Regions from separate parts of the Homo sapiens genome. Here region 1 is linked to region 2. A link is a loop called in an ENCODE intact Hi-C map of the cell type or tissue named here. Cell type or tissue: body of pancreas. All regions are shown on one strand. Links, peaks and the distances in the headings refer to the core of each region. The heading gives the core; the rest is flanking DNA.

The links. Peaks named below come from ENCODE experiments on the same cell type or tissue, not always from the same donor. Only the 100,000 strongest peaks of a DNase experiment are listed, where the experiment ranks them.
Region 1: it touches region 2 in a loop (3-fold over the local background); 82 of 110 quality-filtered maps call a loop at or near these places.

What each region holds. Positions count from the first base shown.
Region 1 is chr10:2,922,542-2,933,203 of GRCh38, reverse strand. No RefSeq gene overlaps it. Among named protein-coding and RNA genes, the nearest start is that of PFKP-DT, 140 kb to the left of the region's middle. RefSeq lists enhancers at 3,255-3,824, 9,756-10,662. In body of pancreas, for the core only: a CTCF peak has its summit at 4,763 (motif pointing left); DNase peaks (open chromatin) are centred at 4,753 and 7,313.
Region 2 is chr10:3,043,367-3,054,028 of GRCh38, reverse strand. LOC124902532 (a long non-coding RNA gene) reads left to right here and starts at 6,918. Exons shown (of 2, transcript XR_007062356.1): 1 at 6,918-7,209; 2 at 10,295-10,662. It overlaps PFKP-DT (PFKP divergent transcript), which reads left to right. Exons shown (of 4, transcript NR_160681.1): 3 at 1-69; 4 at 887-1,535. RefSeq lists enhancers at 5,887-6,450, 6,451-7,016, 5,778-8,597 and a silencer at 7,998-8,292. In body of pancreas, for the core only: no CTCF peak of the experiment used is centred there; no DNase peak of the experiment used is centred there.

The sequences.
Region 1 (10,662 bases), core at 1,053-9,052, 120 kb after region 2:
GGTCAGGGCAGGAAGCTGGCTCAGAAGGTCGGTGCCAATTAATGATACAAAACATTGCAGAGGCCCGAGGATTCAGCGGGCTTGGCTAAATCCCTTGTTTGGCCTGCTTGCTGTTTCTGTTTTATCCTGCTGACCAAGAGCTGTGTGACACCCTTAGACAATAGTCACATATTTTCTTTTCATGTAAAAATAGTAAGTAGAAATTTCATATAGAAAATAAGAATTACGTGTACATTAATCTTTATGCCTATAAGATACTGTGACAAATGAAAAGAGAAACAAAAATAAAATACACATTTTCTGGGAAGGCAAATTTTATGTTTAGTGGACGTGCTGTTAAATATTTATCGTTTGTGATCAGTTTTAAGGGAGATAAAATCCGAAATAGTGTTTTTGAGGACAATAGTGGAGGCTAGTTCTGTATCACTGATTTGGAAACAGACACTAAGAGTTCATCCATCCCGGGTTAATGGCTGTTTGGAATGCCTTTGTAGAGCACGCTAAGATATATAAATGACACAGTCTCAACCCTTTGGTAGATTCAGCATCTCTCCTGTGGTAATCTGTGATACTAGACAGAAAGCACGCTGATAAGCTTCACGAGACAGATGGGCTCCTGTTCCCAGTTAGGTGATGGCCTCCTTCTGTGGGATCACCCATTCCCACAGGGTGACATGTGACTTCCAATGGCTCCTCACAAGGAGAGTCCCTAGTCCCCATCCCGTTGATGTGTATCTACATTCCCTCCCATTGATTCCCATCCCAGCAGCCACGTGACATCTTTGGCTAGTGGAACCTAGTGGACGTGCCCTGTGCCACCTCCCAGCAGAAGGTTTGGAGTCCTTGCCTTGATTCTTCGATCTGCCATGAGAGTGGTCCTGCTGACCCAGGGGCTGGCCTTTCAGCCAGGCCTTGATAAGAGAATCCGACAGGTAGACCTGAAGCCAGTCCTCAGCACCAAGGACCAAGAGCAAGAAATGAACGTGTCTTATGAGCCACTGAGATTGTGAGCTTGTTTGCTTAAGCTAGCTGATGTATCGAGGCAGTACCAATAGCGAAAACAACATGGTTAGTAATGTCAAGACCGAAGGACTCCTCTTACTGGTCACAGATTTAGGAAACTATTGTTACTGAAATTTCATCTCCCAACCTCATTCCCATCTGAATTTACTACATCCCTAGGAGAGACTGTGATTTTCTGGGTCCCATAGGCCCCACTGAACTAGTAGCTGAGGATCAAGCAGGGCCATGATGATTTGTCCCAGTGACATAACAGCAACTGATTCCACAAGCAGCATAATTAAATAGTAAAAATGTTCGGTAAAGAATGTAAGTGCTAACTCTTAAATGTTACCCCTTTCAGCACCAGCAGTCCTCCTAATTATTGACATAGGTGTGTATTAGTCATTTTCACACTGCTCTGAAGAAATGCCTGAGCCTGGGTAATTTACAAAGAAGAAGAGGTTCAATGGACTCACATTCCACATAGCTGGGGAGGCCTCACAATCGTGGCAGAAGGTGAAGGAGGAGCAAAGGCACGTCTTACATGGTGGCGGGCAAGAGACTGTGTGCAGGGGAACTGCCCTTTATAAAACCACCAGATCTCATGAGAGTTATTCACTACCATGAGAACAGCACAGGAAAACCCTCCCTCATGACTCAAGTACCTCCCATTGGGTCCCTCCTATGACATGTGAGGATTATGACACTTGAAGATGAGATTTGGGTGGGGACACAGCCGAACCATATCAAGGGGTTTATGGTCTGTATTCCTGTGAGCACATGAAATGCGACCCTCTCTAAGGTGGGCGCCCTGCCTTCTCTGCTCCATGTCCTGACTGTGGACCAGAGCCTGGTGCGTAGTAAATGTTCATTTAATTTGTGTCGTCTGACCAAAGACCTGGCCCACAGTGGCCCTGGAGATGCTGGCACCAGAAACAGTGCTGGGAAGCCTCTGTTGAGTTGCTTTGCTCAGAATAGCAAAGGGATAGAGCCCATATGTACCCAGGGAATTTTCCAGCACTTTCTTTTTTTTTTTTTTTTTTTTTTTTGAGACGGAGTCTCGCTGTGTCGCTCAGGCTGGAGTGCAGTGGTGCAATCTCAGCTCACTGCAAGCTCTGCCTCCCGGGTTCATGCCATTCTACTGCCTCAGCCTCTCGAGCAGCTGGGACTATAGGTGCCTGTCACCACTCCCGGCTAATTTTTTTGTATTTTTAGTAGAGACGGGGTTTCACTGTGTTAGCCAGGATGGTCTCAATCTCCTGACCTCGTGATCTGCCCGCCTCGGCCTCCCAAAGTGCTGGGATTACAGTCCTGAGACATCGCGCCCGGCTGGATGTGCATTTTATTTGCTCTTTCTGTCTGCGTGTTTTTAAGGAGTTAGTTTTGGGATCCCTATGAACTCACACAGTCAATTAAAACAGGTAAAATAGTATAGCTTTGATGAAGATACACAGTACATACTCTTCTAGTCCAGGCACTATTCTTCCGTATTTAGAAATCTCCTTCCTTCCTTTATTTCTTTAGCCTTTCCTTTAATTTTTTTTTTTTTTGAGAAAAGTACTCCGCATATTCATGTGTGCATTCAGAAACATACATTGGTAAATGGCACCTGCAGGGAAGTATTTGACAATCAATGGGCTAATATATAATTCAAGAGTTTTCTTTTCCTTTATTTTTCAATTAATGTCAGCATCAGTTCATTTCAAATTAATGAATACCACAGGAAAAATAGGACCTCAGAAGAGGTAAGAATGTAACAAAAGTCAGAGGCAAACAAGATTCCCACAATTGATCATCCAATATTTTTATCTCTAATCTTTTAGAAGTGACTATTTTTATGTCTAATGAACACTCACTATGTTTACGTCCAGTGCACATTAACCATTTGTTCGGTCTTATTCTAAAAATGTTGAACTCTTTCCTTTTCTTTCTAGATTTCTTTGGGGGCAAGCTAATATAATTTTTTCATTGTCTTACAGAGGTATAAGGAGTTGGTTTCTTTCTCCTGCCCCCTCATTTCTGCAGCCCTGCTGTAATCAGCCAGCCCACAGTAAATGGAGCCCGCACTCCAAATGAGGTCTCACACAGAGCAGGAATGATTTTCACTGGCTAATTTAAGATACCTCCATTTATGCTTGACAGGAAGGCATTTTGTCCTGTCTATTCAAGATTCTTTTTAACAGCACACGAACTTTGAGAAATGTATCCCTTCTATAGCATCCCTTTAACTCATTTTAAAAATGTGCATTCATATGAAGAGATTTTGCATTTGTGGCATACATTTGTGAATGCCTATATTTATACGGACAGATAAAAAATTTATTTGTATACAAAATACACATAAAATTTGCCAACACACTCACCCGCATTCCACAGCCTCTCTTCACATCGGATGCTGCATAAAAGAGTTCACGTTTCAAGGATGCAAAATGCATGAGGCTACTTTTCAGAGAGCTCTCAGGCCAGGAAAACTAGGCTGCATCCAGGAACACTGGGCACAGCTGGAGATTGATGGTGTAAATACCAATTCAGACCCTAAACTGCTGACCACCGCCTCTCGGAGAGCTCAGGCCAGCCTTCCAAGTGTCTCTGCATGTCTCCATGTGTCATTAATCCATTGCTCAATGCCACGAAAATGCATCTGATGACTTTTTTTTTTTTCCCCTGGCAAACAGTTCCATTGAGTAGGCAGGTGGGAGTACTTTTAGCGTTTGCTGGTTAGTCTCTCCAACTTGATTGCTTTAGGCTAATCCCATTTTAAAGACCTGTGGAAAGTGCTTTGGGCTTGTGAATGAAATTTAATTCTATGCTTCCAACAGGAGGAAAGGCACTGGCCTGGTTTAGGGGCTGCACCTCTGTGGGCTTTCTCCTCTCTCCTCCCCACCCCTCACTCTGCTATCCCCTCGCTTCCCTGAAAGCACACAACTCACCCAAAACTGACCTGTCCAAACAACAAACAGCTTACAGTAGCTGGCCTGGAAAGATCTTGGAAATCCAATTTGCGTGTGATTATTTAATTCCTACTCCAGCCCCCCATTCAGAGACTGGAATGACGTGTCAGGAATTCATTTACATCCTGATTCTTATTCACTCTCATGCCTCCATTTTTGGACTTCAGGCGTTGCAGAAACAATTCCAATCTTGCAAAATGATTTTAATTTGATGGACGTTTTAGTGTTAATTCAGGTGTGATGAATTACTAATTTGAAACATCATTTTTTTTTTCAGTGAAACTGTATTGAAGAGGAGCCCAGACCTAGCTATTAATGGCTTCTCTGGCTAAACTTGTGAAATCATGGGAGACCAAAGCCATTCAGAATCATTTCTTTCTTTTTTCTTTTCTTTTTTTCCCTTCGCAATAAGCATGCTTCATTTTTCTAAACAGAACAAAAAGAGATACCTAGAGAGTTGAGAAAGGATTTTTCAGAGTGAGGTGCTGGGTGGTTTCTGGGAACATGGTTTTCCTCACTTCAGTGTTGGAAGGAAGATGTTTAATGAACCCTCTTCCTCTCAGCAGAGGTATCTCCAGACATCCAGGTGAAGGCAGATTTGGGGCCTATCAATTTAAGGCAGTTCACAGAGAAAATGTTTTCCCTTGATTTAATGTTTCCGGATGTGAACTGTAGGGCAGCTGATTCAAATCAGAGAAAATTTCTAGTCCGCCTTCTCGGAGGACTTTGCAGGTCCAGGGGGGTTAGATGCACCTGTTGGTCGTCAGCGTGGATCAGACCTGAGTTTTGACGATACACTGGCTCCCCCTGCTGGTTGCCTCTTGGATTCTCCATAGCTGAAACTGTTAACTGCCTGCTGTTCCTTCTCACCCCAGGACGTGAGAGAGCTTTCGGTTCCCTCCCCACAAGGCGAGTGTGCATCTTCCACTGCACCCCAAAGCTGCTGCCTGCTTCTCCTCTGTTTTCATAACCTGGGATGCCTTCCTCTGAGGTCTGCTTCACAAGAATGGATTCATCACTTCAATTTGCAAAGTCACAGTTGGGTGGACATTCCGGTCAAGAATTCCAGGCGGAGGCCCTCTGTCTTTGACAGCTGGCTCTAGGGTTTAGCTGTTTAGGTTTTTTTGCTCATGACTACTGGGATCTGCTCTGCTCAGGAACGATCCTCCCATAATGTGGACGTGGCCGAGGGCTTGGGTGGAACCTTGCAGTGGCGTCAGGGGCTTGCCCTCCAGGGACCCCACTCAGTGGGGCCTCTTACCATCTATTGACCAGGCTGTTTTTACAGAGGCACAGGGAGAGAGGCTAATGGGCAGAAGACGGACAGTAATGCCGACGGTTTTTGTCGGTAGCAATGCAAATGAATTTTGTCTGGTAGAGATACAATTGATTTCCTTTCTATAAGAAAGTGTAACCACAAGCATCATTTTGTTATTGGCCTGGAGGACATTTAGCAGCTTTATGCCTATTAGCAAGTTCATTCCAGATTCCAACCGCCTATGCGCACCTTGCGCTCCACGTGTGCTGTTGAACAAGTCGATATCTTATGTCTCCCTCCTTTATTGATGAGTTAAACATGCTCTTTGACATGTGTTGAATTTATTTTTACATGGAAGTCATATACATCTAGCCTACCCTGTCACTCCGCAAACTCAGGACATGCCTTTGGCCATATAGTCTCTGTTTTTCGATTAATCTCTGAACTTCTCAGTACCTCAAGGGCGTGAAGCACAGCCTCTCCCTTCAGAGCCTTTTTATCTCTGTGTTAGTCAGGGTTCTCCAGAGAAACAGAAGCAACAAGATAAATAGATAAGTGGATAGGCAGATGACAGATAGAGAGACAGATAGACAGATGGAAAGACAAACAACAGATAGACAGACGGAGAGACAAGCAACAGATAGACAGATGGAGAGACAAACAACAGATAGACAACAGATAGACAGATAGATGACAGACCGATAGATACATAACGGACAGGGATAAATAGATAGATGGACAGACAGACAGACAGGAATTTATAGAAGAGGTTTATTAAGAGGAATTGGCTTATGCGATTGTGGAGGCTGGGAAGACCCACATGTTCCCTCCTGCACGCTGGAGACCTGGGAGAGCTGATGATGTCAGTCCCAGTCTGCATCTGAGGCCTGAGAACCAGGAACTCAGATGTCCCAGGGCAGGAGAGGATGTCTCAGCTGAAACAGAGGAAATCTGCCCTCCCTTCACTTTCTGGTCTATTCAAGCCCTCGGGGGACAGGTTGATGTTGCCCACATGGGTGAGGGTGGAGCCTTTTCACTCAGTCCACTGGTTCACATGCTCACCTCTTCCAGAAATGCCCTCACCGCCCTCCCAAGAAATCATCCTTTACCAGCTACCTGTATACCCCTTAGCCTGGTCAAGACAATACATAAAATAAACCATGGCACCTTCCCCATCTTTGCAACGACTCTTCTGAGGTCCTGTGGGCTTATGTACCACAAGCCAGGAGAGAATTTGTGCCCTAGGATGGACAGGCGGTGTCGAGTGGAGGCTCGATCCTGCAGCCTGCGGTACACCATGGCCCCCAGGTCCTGGGCACACATGTCCGAGGGAAGCTACTCTGCTTCCACCAAGCCTGCAAGCTCAGGGGTCTGCCAAGTTGCTCCTGCTGGCACCTGTTCTGATGGGCACAGGCGGGTTCCATCACAGCCTGTTTCATCCACCTAACTCTGCTCTCCTCTCCTTTCTAGCAGCCATCAAAGGACATGTTGCTTTCCCTTTACTTGCTCAAGAGCAATTTCATTCCACTTTTCTAGGTAATTGTGGCTGTTGTCCCGCGGTTGTATTTCTAAGGTGCAGCAACAACCCTGCTGGCTCCAAGGTGACTTTTCCACCGAGGATAAAACGAGGAAGCTGGTTGACACTTTGTTCCCTAAAATACAAGAAACAAAACGTCCATTTAATTGTCGTGGGCACTCTACTCTGGAGGACACCCTGATCAGAAACTTCGCGTGACTACAAATCTTAGGCTTTGCAGTACCCACAGGCTGTAAAATGAACAGGTTCGTTTCAGTGGCTCAGAGGCAGTCAATACCATGTGTAGGCCTGGGAGGCCTCCCTCAGCTGTCCCCTGCCTTTGTGACTCCATAGCTCCTTGAGACAGAAACATCGATGTATGCAGCATGAGGTTCTGCTCCAAACGAAGAACACGCACCCCCTTAGAGTTCAGCAGACACTTCAGTGCACAGCAAGGAAACTGAGGCTCAGAGAACCAGTGGCTCCCTCACCCAGGTCATCAGAGGCAGAGCCAGGGCAAGATCTCTGTCTCCTTGGCTCCCGTCTCACAGTTCTGGGCCAGTTGGGCCCTTGCAAACTGGGCTTCCTGCCAGCCACGGCACTTCCTGATGAACAGGATGCATTAGCTCAGAGAGCCTATTTATCTTGGTTTTGCCCAGAGCAAGCCCTCGCTATGGCTGTTTCTGAATCTTCTGGGAGTTCGGGTGGATTTGTGGTCAGGGCTGAGGAGCTCTCTTGTTGATCCTTCGTTGGAAGTGGGAACTCCTGCATTTCTGTCTCAGAGTTCGATTACATACCTTGTTGAGTCACGAGTTCCCATCTACAGATGAGGAACCTGAGTTCAGCACCTGAGATCTACCAGCAGCTAAGGGGCTAGAGGGTGCTGGAACCCAGGACTCGTCAGCTCTTCTTGAAAGCGCACTGAATTCACATGGACGTTTAGTAATTTTAAAGTTCTTTTCAACTGGAGTCTAGAGTGTTTGTGTCCTTTGCACTTAATACTTAGGGCTTTGAATGACTCATCTTCCAAAAGATCTTTCTTTCCCCGAAAGCCAAGAGGAGGGCCTGTGTGAATAAGGACCAATCATCTCGTTGGGCATGAATATTGCTACTGAAAACTAATGTTTTCATGCTAATACCATGGAAGAGAAGAACACCAGTTTGGAATTTGGGGAACTGGATTTTTACTTTAAGTATTATTAGAACCTCTCGCATAATTGTGGCCAGTCCTTATCCTCTCTGGACTGCAGCTTTCTGGTTATACATTGCTCTGTTAGGCTCTAGAGGTCCTCCCAGCGTAGAGCTCTGCAGTGTTTCTACAAAGTAGGATCAGGAGTTGGGAGGCCCAGTTTTACCTCTGTGTGGCCTTGTCGCTGAGCCTCAGAAACTTGGCAAGATAAGGATAATTTTTGACTTTTTTAGCTTTAAAAATACAAAAGTCATCAGAACAAAATATTCAAAAAGAAGACATCAGCCCATCGTTCTTAGGTACTTTGGGATCATCAGGACAGTGTCCCCAATGATCTCAGCTGACAGTCTCCACATGATTCTTTCTGCTTATAAAGTCTCCATGCTCCTAAATTGTATTTTCTCGAATGCCCAGCTCTATCAGAAGCTGCCATCTGGAAAGGAGAATGGCATCAATTAGTTTCTGATAGGAAATCTCAAGAATCTCCAAAATTGGTCTTCAATTTTCTGGAAGCACGAATAGGAACTGGGTCTCAGCTGTGAAACTGAGGTCAGATACCAAGGACACTTTAATCAGTGATGGTCAGAAACATGTGTCGCCCCAAACACGGGTGTGCCTGCTGCACACAGCACAGTCACTGTGGTGTGATAATGGCCATCACTGCAGCCACTCAGCACAATAACTGTGGTGTGATAATGGCCATCACTGCAGCCACTCGCTCACACATGCACGAGTATTAGGTGGAATAAATCCATCGCAACAACTGCTTATAATTGACGGCTGTGCTCTGACAGTTGGTACAAATACGACTACCGACCACTTTTGTTTCTTGCACGTGTTCAATGAGAAAACCCTTTAAACATAGACAGTGCAAATTATGGTAGGAACAGAATAACACACGGGAAAATTAAAGACTTTCCTCTGAAAACCCCACTTTTAATCAAGGCTGGAAGTCAGAATGCCACAGTTGAAGGAAGAGGGACGTGGAGAAGATGATTATGCTAGAATGCTTAGGAATTCAATTTCACTTGCAACAAAATGGTGCCTGTGAGCTGCTCACACGGTAGACCTGCCAAACGACCTCACAAGCAATCCGGCAGTGCTTCCTCAGCGTCAAAAACCCCCAAGCAATCTGTGTGACCGACTTTTCACCACTAAGGAACTCTCTGGGTTAACACATGTTGGAGACACATGCTTCCTTACGTTTGTGGTTTTTCCAGTAAAGTCTAGGACCTCATGGGTTGCTGTTTTCCACTTTTCATTGGCAGGAACTGTGGGCAAAACATGAGATTGATAGGTCATTGGAATGGGTAGCAAATCCCAGGTTGATGCCCTGGCTCAGAGGGCAGCTTTTGAATCACGCGAATCTGGGTTCAAAATGTGGCTCCTCCCTTTGGTAGCACTGTGTCCTGAAGACACACTAAAGAGGCAGGCCACAGACAGAGGACCTCGGGGAGAGAGGGCAGACCTTCCTTCTCAGCCCTGGGAAAGATGTCCCCCGACTCGAAGCCTCCACGTGTCCATCCGGGAGGCAGGGATAAGGGTGGAATTCAGTTCACACTGCGGTGAGGATACTGTGTAGCAATGCTTATGAAGGGCTTAGCCTACTGACTGGCATTGTCCAGTACTCAACCATGGGTACACGCGGTTCTTTGCCCACAAAGGCGTTGGTCTGGCGTCTTTCACAAATACATCAAGGTCCCACGAAGGAGTTCCCCAAACCGTGTAACTGGGAACCCTTGTGCATGCCATATCCTGGGTTACTAAGTCAATGAGATTTGATTCTTCGGGATGTCTGAAGATTAAACAGCGTGAAAGGAACAAGTGAGATTTGATGGCCAAGGGTGTTTCCTTCAGGGGGCAGAGTCTCTAAACTGTGCAAAGAGAAAAGTGAGAGCCACACTCCCCTTGCAGAAAATCTTTACGGAGACCTGGCATTGCGGGTCTGAAAGTGTGAGTCATCTGGGGTGAGGGGAAAGGGAAACCCAGAGTGGCTATGTCCTCACCCGAAGAGTGGAGATGACTAAGGTGAATCTGAGAAACTGCCGAGTTTTGGAAGCCACTTGAGGGGCTGCAGTCTTGACCCTCGCTGCCTCTCAGCTTTTTTTTTTTTTTTTTTTTTTGAGACAGAGTCTCACTCTGTCACCCAGGCTGGAGTGCAGTGGTGTGATCTCAGCTCACTGCAAGCTCCGCCTCCCAGGTTCAAGGGATTCTCCTGCCTCAGCCTCCCGAGTAGCTGGGATTACAGGTGCGTGCCACCATGCCGGGTAATTTTTGTATTTTTAGTTAGAGACTGGGTTTTACCATGTTGGCCAAGATGGTCTCCATCTCTTGACCTCGCGATCCACCCCCATCGGCTTCCCAAAGCGCCGGAATTACAGACGGGAGCCACTGCGCCCGGCCTGCCTCTCGACTTTCAATGCCTCACCGCTCCTTAGTGAGGAAGCAAACCCGCAGAGTCTCGGTAATTAAAAGTTGTGAATGTCTCCTTTCCTTTTTCTGATAAATTAAAAGGATTTGACATAGGAAGAAGAGAAGACAGAATTTAGTTATTTTTGGTGATTGCGGTATCGAACTGATAATTTGCTCAATTTTCTTGCAAAATTGCCTAATTTAGAACAACTGAACAGATGGTTTTTTTGTTTTGCCGCGTTCTCTTGTTAACCCGGCAGCCAGCCCCGGGCTCGCCTCGCGTTCCAGCACAGCCCTGGAACTCAGACCACAGAGGGATGGAGCGACGTGGAAA
Region 2 (10,662 bases), core at 1,672-9,671:
CGTTTGGTAAAAGAGGACAAAGGCCACAGAGCAGTGCGCTGGCTGAGGCATGCGATTGTAAACCAAAAGGTACCTGAGACCAATCTCAATCCATTTAAAAGTTAATTCTGCCAAGGTTAAGGACATGCTCGGAAGGAAAAAACATGGAATCACAGAAACAGTCTGTGGTCTGTGCCTTCCTCCCAGTATGATTTTGAGGGCTTCAGTATTTAAAGGGGACCGGTGGGCTGGAGGGGAAGGGTGGGCTGGAGGGAAAAGGTGGACTGGAGGGGAAGGGTGGGCTGGAGGGAAAAGGTGGACTGGAGGGGAAGGGTGGGCTGGAGGGGAAGGGTGGGCTGGAGGGGAAGGGTGGGCTGGAGGGGAAGGGTGGGCTGGAGGGAAAAGGTGGACTGGAGGGGAAGGGTGGGCTGGAGGGGAAGGGTGGGCTGGAGGGGAAGGGTGGGCTGGAGGGGAAGGGTGGGCTGGAGGGGAAGGGTGGGCTGGAGGGAAAAGGTGGACTGGAGGGGAAGGGTGGGCTGGAGGGGAAGGGTGGGCTGGAGGGGAAAGAGGGAACCTGTGGTCATCCTTAGGTTGCAAGAGAAACAGAGCAGATGGGGATGGTCAGCTATGTCTTCATCTCACATGTGGTAAATCAGCCCTGTACGTAAGATAAGGTGAACATAGACCAGCTTCCTGTGGAGATATGTAACCCTTTATCTGTAGCTATCTGCTTAGGAACAAAAGGAAAGGCAGTTTCTTGCATGATTCAGCTTCCAGCTTAATTTTTTTTTCCTTTTTGGCTGTGAATTGGGGTCCCAAAGCTTTATTTTCCCCGCACACTATATTGTATCTGAAAACTGTTGTTTGGGACCTAAAATTGTTTACTTACTCCACCTACATCCCTTAGCTCAGTTTCCATTTGGAATGGCTTCCGGAAGGCTGGAATTGAAATCCACCAGTGCCCATTTCAAGGTGCTCCCAACACAGCCTGGAAAAAAGGAGCCCAGATACGCTTCCCTGTGGACGCAGGTCAGTCATCAGGACGCACAGAAACAGCGTTGCCCTTGGCCTGGAGCCATTGTCCTGAAAGGGGATCCTTCCCAACTGGGGCCTGAGACTGATCCCTGAGAAGTGGCCCCTCCATCCTGGAACCCCTCCTGCTTGTGTCTCCTTACTTCCTGGTGATCACCGCATTCAGGCTCAGAATGCCGCAGGCCTATCCCACTGGAAGCTGCCAAGGTGCCCAGCGCCCTGTTGCACTCTTGTCCCACAGGACGCCAGGCACAGCAGCAGCATCAAGGGACCAGCAGGGAAGAGGCTGCAGTGATTTGGGGAAACAGTGTGAAAATCACCTGGGGCCTGGCGACACGGGGTCCCGCCTCCTCCCCCATATTAGGTCCCAGAGAAAATGACAATATGAACAGCTCATGTCACCATTATTAGGCAGAGTCTTTATTCTTTCCTTAATCTTTGCCATTAAATTGAGCTCTATAGGACCATTTTCTGCTTTTAATGCCAATAAATGAAATTCCAGAGCTGCTTCTGTAAAAAAAAAAGTTTCATTTTCATTATTTTACTATTCGTTACATTAATTCTATTATTTTATTCTCTTTTTTGTTAGAAGAACTTCAGCCTGAGAGGGGCTATCCCTGCTGCCTTGTAGGTACAGAAGGGGAGAGAATGAGTCTCTCCAAAAAAGGGTTTCATGAAAGCACTGAGGCAAGATACTCACCTCAGAGGGTTCAGGACAAGGACACTCACTTTGTTCTGTGCGGTGTGGAGACGGGGGTGGGCATTCCTCCGTGGCACTAACTGGTTCCCTCTTGCCTTCAGCTGCCAGTGCCCTTGGACATGTCATTTGGACAAAACACTTTTCCATGTCCTGCCATCCATTCCACGGAGGCAGGAGAAAAGGGTCTGGAGGCAGGAACATAAGGCCGATTCACCCTGACTTCGGAGAACTAAATCAAATGGAAACTCTTGGGCTATGACAGGAAATATCCTCTCCATTTACACAGGGCGTACACCGAGTACATGATTTTGTAATTTTACTTCATCCTCTTTATTTACATAGAGTGTACACCAAGTAACCAATGGAAACCTCTAGAGGGTATTTAAACCCCAGAAACTTCAGTAACGGTCTCTCCATGCTCGGGCCCTCCCACCCTGTGGAGTGTGCTTTCATTTTCCATAAATATCTGCTTCTGTTGCTTCATTTTTTCCTTGCTCCATTTGTGCGTTGTGTCCAATTCTTTGTTCAAGGTGCCAAGAACCTGGACACCTTCAACCAGTAACATTATCTTACTATCTTGTTTTATTTTTTTATTTTATTTTTTTATTTTTATTTTTTATTTTTGAGACGGAGTCTTGCTCTGTCACCCCGGCTGGAGTGCAGTGGTACGATCTCGGCTCACTGGAAGCTCCGCCTCCTGGGTTCACGCCATTCTCCTGCCTCAGCCTCCCGAGTAGCTGGGACTACAGGCACCTGCCACCATGCCCGGCTAATATTTTTTTGTATTTTTAGCAGAGATGGGGTTTCACTGTATTAGCCAGGATGGTCTTGATCTCCTGACCTCGTGATCCTTCAGCCTCGGCCTCCCAGAATGCTGGGATTACAGGTGTGAGCCACCGCACCCGGCCTACGATCTTGTTTTAAAACTGAACTCAATTTTTCATCTGTTCACCTAGTTTTTAGATAATTACAATGAAATACACTTGGAATTTACCACAGCTTAATATGAGGGTCACTATGAGCTATACGACAGGTTTTATGTTTAAAAGTTTGCAACATTTTTTATTGCTCTTTCATTTACAAACTACAGTAAATGCTTTTTTTATGTTTAATTATGAAATATATGACACATAAGAGTCTATAAAACTTGGCTAGTCATGGTGGCTCATGCCTGTAATCCCAGCACTTTGGGATGCTGAGGTGGGTGGATCACCTGAGGTCAGGAGTTCAAGACCAGCCTGACCAACATGGTGAAACCCGTCTCTATTAAAAAAAATACAAAAAGTTAGCGAGCATCATGGCAGGCGCCTGTGATCCCAGCTACTCGGGAGGCTGAGGCGGGAGAGTCGTTTGAACCTGGGAGGCGGAAGTTGCAGTGAGCTGAGATCGCGCCATTGCACTCTAGCCTGGGCTACATGAGCGAAACTCCACCTCAAAAACAAACAAAGAAACGAACAAAACTGAATGCATAATCCTATAGAGTAATAATTGCACTGTTGTCATCATCCTTTAGCATCGAGTGTCTTGAAAGGCTACAATATGCCCTTCCTTGATCACCTGGGTCTCCCTTCTTCACCCATACATAGGACTCATGTGTTAATATTTGTCTTGCTTTTCATAAGGTTTATCATTTCTGTGTATATTATTAAGCAAAGTCATATGGTTTGTGTACTGTATATGGAATAGCAGTGTATTTTTCAGTAATTTCCTTTGTTCACTGTAATTTTTCATTGTTGATGCTTTTAACTGCAGTTCATTTTCACTGTTGTATAATATTGCACAATGTGAGTATGCCAACTTTTTTCCTTGATAGAGGTGTATTTGGATGGCCTTCAGGTGTTTTCTATTTCTACAATCACTGCCTAAATATTCTTGCCCCATATGTGTCTCTTGGACAAGACAGTGCAAGGGCATTTCTGGGGGGACATGCCTGAGAAGGCAAATGTGAGGCCACAGAGCTTTTTATGAAATACAGTCTCTTCACAGCTGCAACAGCAGTGGATACTTTGCCAGCAGTTGATCTTTTCCACCTTTTGGATTTTTGTGGCTCTGCTGAATTTGTTTCTTGAATTATTGGATGTATCCACAGTACTTTGTTTACTTATGTTTTGTAACTTTTTGCACCTGGACTTATCTTCCTTGGAATTTTATGTGGGGAGATATTTTGAGGACAGAGTTGCATTGTTTCAGCAAGGATTTTCTGCTCACATGGGGTAGAGGTGAAGCTAGCAGCCACCTGGTGCCACGTCAATTTGACCCATGCTCTTGATGTCTTCCAGCATGAACTCCTGGAGGACTGTTTCTCACTGGTTCTCAGGGTCAGTGGTTTTCCCTCCACCCATCACCAATGCAGGGACAGGTGCTCTCCTTGCTGCTCCTGCTCTAAGGTGGGCTTTTATTTTAAGTCTAAGATGTCAGATTTCCAACCTCATTTTGGAGAGGCGTCCGGTTTTCTTTCTTATGCCCTGTCCTCTGTGCAACTGTCTAAACAGAAAAAAAATTCCACTTTGGTTCCTGCCAATTCTTTATTGACTGCTGTGGATTCCATCCTTCAATGCCAGCCCAGTCGTGCACTTACAAAGATGTATTTTTGTAGGTTTTATCCAACAACTCAGTTGTTTTATTGGGAAAGCTACTTAGTGTCCCTTATGTTCGAAGTTGGAAGCTCCTGGCAACACCGTAGGTGAGACAGCTGCTCTTCCCCCTTTTCATCATCTTCGTGCTGGGTCCAGGCCTTCTTTGCTCTGTGATTAAGATGCCACAATGGGCTGGGCACAGTGGCTCACGCCTGTAATCCCAGCACTTTAGGAGTCCAAAATGGGTGGATCACCCAAAGCCAGGGATTCAAGACCAGCCTGGCCAACAAGGTGAAGCCCCGTCTCTACTAAAAGTACAAAAAATTAGCCGGGCACAGTGGTGGGCACCTGTAATCCTAGCTACTGCAGAGGCTGAGGCAGGAGAGTCTCTTGAACCAAGGAGGCAGAGGTTGCAGTGAGCCGAGATCATGCCATTGCAGTCCAGCCTGGGCAACAGAGTAAGACTCCATCTCAAAAAAATGTATATGAATAAATAAAAATAAAAATAAATTGCTGCTATAGCCTCTGAACTGCTTGGTCTGCCTCTGGCATCCGTTCTCATGCCCCACATTGGCAGAGATGCGCTCACACCCAGAGGGAAGGCAGGGAGACTGAAGGACTATTATTATTAACAAGAAAGACAAAATTATTCTGAGGACAATGTAATTCTGTTTCCTAGAAATAGTAAAATGCTTTGATAAATTATTAGAATTAACAAAATTCAGTTTAGCACTCATGTTCAAAATGATCACCAACTTTAATATGCCAACAGTAGCCAGACTAAGTAAGAAGAGGGAGTCAGGAGGTCCGCCCACAAGGGCTGGGCCTCTGCATAGAGGGCAGAAAGGTCGACTCACTCTGCAGCCTCCTGCTCCATCAGCATTTTCTGTGGTGACAGCCTGAAACGGCCTGGCCCTCCCTCTCCTGCCTGGGGCCTCCAGCCCAGTCTCAGGGCTGGGCAAGGAATAAGCCCCATTTAGGGCATTTCCTCACTTGACCTTCTTCTGGGCTGAAACGCATTTGCTTTCCAAGTGCTCGTCAGGGAGCCGCACATAGAAGCTCTTGTTTTCTCCCCACTGCTGACTGGTTCTGGGTTCGGGGGTTTTCTCTCCACTGCTGACTGGTTCTGGGTTCGGGGGTTTTCTCTCCACTGCTGACTGGTTCTGGGTTCGGGGGTTTTCTCTCCACTGCTGACTGATTCTGGGTTCGGGGGTTTTCTCCCCACTGGTGACTGATTCTGGGTTGGGGGGCGCCCCCCGTTCCCCGGGCTTCTTGGCCACTGCATCTTTGGCTTTCGCTCCAAGATTTTGACCTCAGTTAAGGATTCAGAAACTTTCTTTTTACACTTTATTCTCAGATTGTTTTTTTAAAAGTCAGGCCAAAAAAAAAAAAAAGACACAGAAAGTGGAGTGAGTCAAGAGTGAGTGTAAAGTTCCGAGGATGAAGCTGAACACGCACGAGCCTCTGTCAGGGTGGTGTCTATGCTCAGGAGCCATGTTCATCCCAGAGCTTCCCAGGACTGAGACCCTAAAAAAAAAAGGAAAAAAAAAAAAAGGAGCATAACAGAAGTAAATGCTAGGATTCTCCATAAGGTCCTTTTTTTTTTTTGGTGAATGGGTTTTTCCCTTAATTTCTAGGCATTTGGCATCATGGAAATAGAACAGCAGCATCTTCTACCTGCAGGGCTGAGATTTTTCGGGTGGACAGAATAAACCAGGGACCCGTATACAGATCAGAGGGTGGGTTGGCAGAAGAGGATGGGCACAGAGGATGTGGGATGATACCAAGCGGCGTTTCTACCATGATGTGTGTGGGATGCGGGGAGGGGAGAGAGAAGCAGGCAGGGAGACAGAGAGAGAGGGGGAGAGTGGGAGACGGAGAGAGAGAGAGAGAGGTAGAGGGAGATAGAAAGGGAGAAAGGGAGGGAGGGAGAGACAGAGAGAGAGGGAGAGAGAGAGAAAGGGATGGATAGAGGGAGGGAGGAAAGGACAGAGAGAGGGAGAAAGAGAGAGAGAGAGAGAGAGGACCAATTCACCACTTTTGTCCAAAGAACCAGGCCAACTGTCTGGAGCCCGAGCGTACCTTCTCTAAAGGGTTTTGGAGCATATGATTCCCTTATTCCTGCAGCTCTTCTAGAATATGACCATCTTCTGACTGTTATTCTATTTTTTTTTAAAAATACACTCCTATGATTATAGCTTGTTTTTCTATCTTGTAAGCTATATCCTGGCAACATTCCAGGAATGACTCTAATTTTATTAACAGTGGGTCCTCAAGTTTCTTCCTACAAAATAGACTTCTGGAACCCTTCCCTGGAGATGGGTAATTTCAGATCATGTTTATGAATTCCTGAGATTCTCATTCAGAGTTAATGATTTCCCCCCGACTTCTGCTCGTGGCTTCATGAGGATTTGTCTTAATTCTCTGTGGGTTGAGGGAGCCATCTTCTCTGGAACCTGCAGCCTTGTTTACAGGGGCTGGTGTGTGTGTGTGTGAGTGTGAGTGTGTGCACGTGCATACATTCACATACACACACACACTCACTTAGGAGGTTAAGGAAACCTCATTAGTATTCCTGTCTTTCAAACCACAGCAGGAAGGCGAAGCCCTGGGCAACACGCTGGCCTCCCGGTTCAGTGACTCCAGGTTCCCAGCCCCGGAGACAGGCCCCGCCTCATGGACTTACCCCTAGCATCTCTCTGCCTCAAAGGATGCTGGCCAGCTCTGTGGTGGGAGCAGCCTGAAAGTCCCTGGGATCTGGGAACTTTTATCGTTCTGAGGAACAAGAAAAACAGAGACACCTGGAAAAGCTTTGCAGGAGGAGTGGCCACAGGTCACCTGGTAGCATGTACATGTCTGCAGGGCCCAGCTGAGTTCTGGGGGATGGAAGGTGGCTCCAGGAAATGGTGACCTGAGGAACAGGTAGGGGCTGAGAACGTGGGGCCTCCTCTGGGAAGACCATCGAGGAAGCAGGACATGAGTGGGGAGGGGCAGTGTTGTGTGAGGGAGCTGGGCAGCACCGGGCAGTGTCCAAGAAGGGTGTGGGGGAGATGGATGGGTGGGGGCAGCCAGAGCAGAGAACAGGTGTAGACAGCAGGTGAGAGAGCAGGTGGGGGGAGCAGGTGTAGACAACAGGTGAGAGAGCAGGTGGGGGGAGCAGGTGTAGACAGCAGGTGAGAGAGCAGGTGGGAGGAGCGGGTGGAAGAGGAAGGTGAGAGAGCAGGTGGGGGGAATGAGTGTAGACAGCAGGTGAGAGGGCAGGTTGGGGGAGCAGGTGGAGGAACAGGCTGACAGCTGGGCAGGTGCCTCTTCAGCAGGTCTCTGTGAGTTTCTACTGTGGACTTTGCAGTGAGGTCAGTGGGAACCACGGAGGGTGTGAGAGAGAGTGTGTGTCCTAATGCTGGGAAGCTGGGGTTTCTCCACTGAGGCACGCATTGCTGGGAAGGCCAGGCCAGATCTCCCTGCCCCTGGGAGCCCCCGGGAGGCCAGGACAGATGGGCTATCTCTGTGTAGAACTAGAGCTTAGGGCCTGATGTCAGTGCAAGGCTGTGCCTCCACCTCCAGACCTTGAGGTCCACTTCACTCCTCTCAGGGAGCAGAGAGGTCAGGTGCTGCCTGGGTGGAGGCCTGGGACTTTTCACCACAGGACAAGCCCGCAGGGGCTGATGGCTGGCAGGAGAGGCCGGCCCTGCCTCCCGCTCCAGGGCTGCCCTCCCCCGCCCCGGGTCAGCTGCTTAGTCATCCCCACACTGGACTTCCTTGTATGGCCAGAAGAGGAGCTGGAGGGTGGTGCAGGGCTGACTGACCCCCGGGACCCCTCCAGCGTCTGGGGCTCAGCTGGGCAGATTCCAATTCTTGGTGGAGAAAGGAGAGCACTTAAAATAGCCTCAGGCAGCTTGCTTCCTAGAGAGGAGAGCCGGGTGGGCTGGGGACCAAGTGTCCAGGAATGACAAGTACCCCTGAGTTAGTCAGTGAGCTGTATGAGCCTCTTGGTAGGCAGTGACCAGCATTCTTTTTGTTTAATGCAATGAAATAGAACAAAAAATACCTGAATGCACCACATTGAGTAAGAGTAACAACCTCTTTGTGAAACTGATTTCAGCCCGCGTGTGGGTCAAATTAGATTCATTTCTTGGCGTGATTCATGGTTTTAAAAAAATAGTTTGAGTGAATCATATTTAAAAGAAGGTATTAAAATATTTTGAAAGTTTCTTACTGATTGGGGAAATGATCCATCTGTTTTCTCTCTGTCTCTCTAGCTCTTTCTCCCCGTCCCTCCCTCCCACCTTTCTTTGTTGTGAGGAGGACGCCTCCTTGTTACTTCGTTACTTCTTTAGACTGGGACCAGATCCCAAATGGTCCATTTGTAAGACAAACAGCAGCGTGGACGTGGCACTGTGCTCGTAAGGGAAGTGCCAGATTCATCCACGAGGCATTTTGAATAGACTTTACCCCACCACGATGCCAGCCTTTTTGAGGATGGCGGCTGTGTTTCTTTGCACAATGTTCAGTAGGGACCCCATCACCCCTATAGCCTGCCTCAAACATGGGACATCTTCAATCAGTGTTAGCTGAACTATGTGTCCTTTCCATGTTTATTGTATTGGAACAAATGGGGCTCTAGACACCTTTCTTTTGCTGCATTCCCTAGCTAGCTAGACAAATTTGGAATTTAGAAAATATATACCTATAGAGGCCAGGGGCAGTGGCTCACACTTGTTATCCCAGCCGTTTGGGAGGCCAAGGTGGGCAGATCACCTGAGGTCAGGAGTTTGAGACCAGCCTGGCCAACATGGCGAAACCCCATCTCTACTAAAAATACAAAAATTACCCAGGCATGATGGCGGGTGCCTATAATCCCAGCTACTTTGGAGGCTGAGGGAGAAGAATTGCTTGAACTTGGGAGTCGGAGGTTGCAGTGAGCTGAGATCACACCATTGCACTGTAGCCTGGGTGATACAGTGAGACTCCATCTCAAAAAAAAAAAAAAAAAAAATATATATATATATATATATATATATATATATATATATAGAAAAAATTCTTTAAAAAAAATGTTTTGAGACAGAATCTCACTCTGTTGCCCAGGCTGGAGTGCAGTGGCATAATTATAGCTCACTGCATCCTTGATCTCCTGGGTTCATGAGATCCTCCTTCCTCAGCCTCCTGAGTAGCTGGGACTGCAGGTGTGCGCCACCATACCTAGCTAATTGTTTTTTATTTTTAGTAGAGACGAGGTCTCACTATGTTGCCCAGGCTGGTCTTGAACTTCTGAGCTCAAATGATCCTCCTGCCTCAGCCTCCCAAAGTGCTGGGATCACAGACATGAGCCACCATGCCTGGGTTGAAAAGCAATTTCAAATAAATGAGTTTTATATACCTGTTACCAAGACTCTAATATTGAGAAAAACAGAAATCCTGGCCTAGTTGACTTTGGACTTCTTTAGTTTTTGGAGCGTCTGGTAAGCTCCCTGCTATGAGAATGAGGAGTGCCCGGAGTCCCCACCCCACTCAGCTTCTGTGGAAGCCTCAGCTGCCCTCATGCTCACGGGGTCCTGTGTCTCACTCCAATCCAAAAGGCTGGGACTGTGCATGCATGGGACACAATGCTAGGAGGCTTGGGGTTCAGCTCAAGATACTAACTTCAACCCTTGGGAATTCGTGTCTGTCTCTCTTCCTCACCTTCTAAGCCCTGCCTGCTGCTCAGAGCCTGGCCTGCAATCTGCACTGGGCATTCTGAATGGGGCATGAGAGAGGCAGGAATGAAGCCTCCCCAAGAAATGCTGAATCACACACTTCATTTAAACAGGACTTGTTGGGTGATTCTTATGCGTAGTAAAATTTGAGAAAGACTTTAATCGCTTCTGTATTATCGATTACTAAGTAACCTAAGCTTTTTTAAAAGACCCTCATCTTTACATAACTGTACTCGCTGACAGCCTGTGACGCCTTTCTCCCCTTCTTTCTCTTCTTTCTCGTGCTCTATGCGCCTGCTCGTCACCACAAGATGGCCCCAGAGCCCCATGAAACCTGTAAAGGAGTCTAGAGCCCTAAGTTGCTTCTCTCAAAGGTCCTGCTGATTTCCTGATTAAAAGATTAAAAGAGCCGGGCACAGTGGCTCATGCCTGTACTCCCAGCTGTTTGCAAGGCCGAGGCAGGCAGATCACCTGAGGTCAGGAGTTCGAGACCAGCTTGGACAACATGGTGAAACCCCGTCTCTACTAAAAATACAAAAATTAGCTGGGCGTGGTGATGTGTGCCTGTAATCCCAGCTATTCCGGAGGCTGAGGCAGGAGAATTGCTTGAACCCAGGAGGCAGAGGTTGCAGTGAGGCGAGGTTGTGCCATCACACTCCAGCGTGGGAACAAGAGCGAG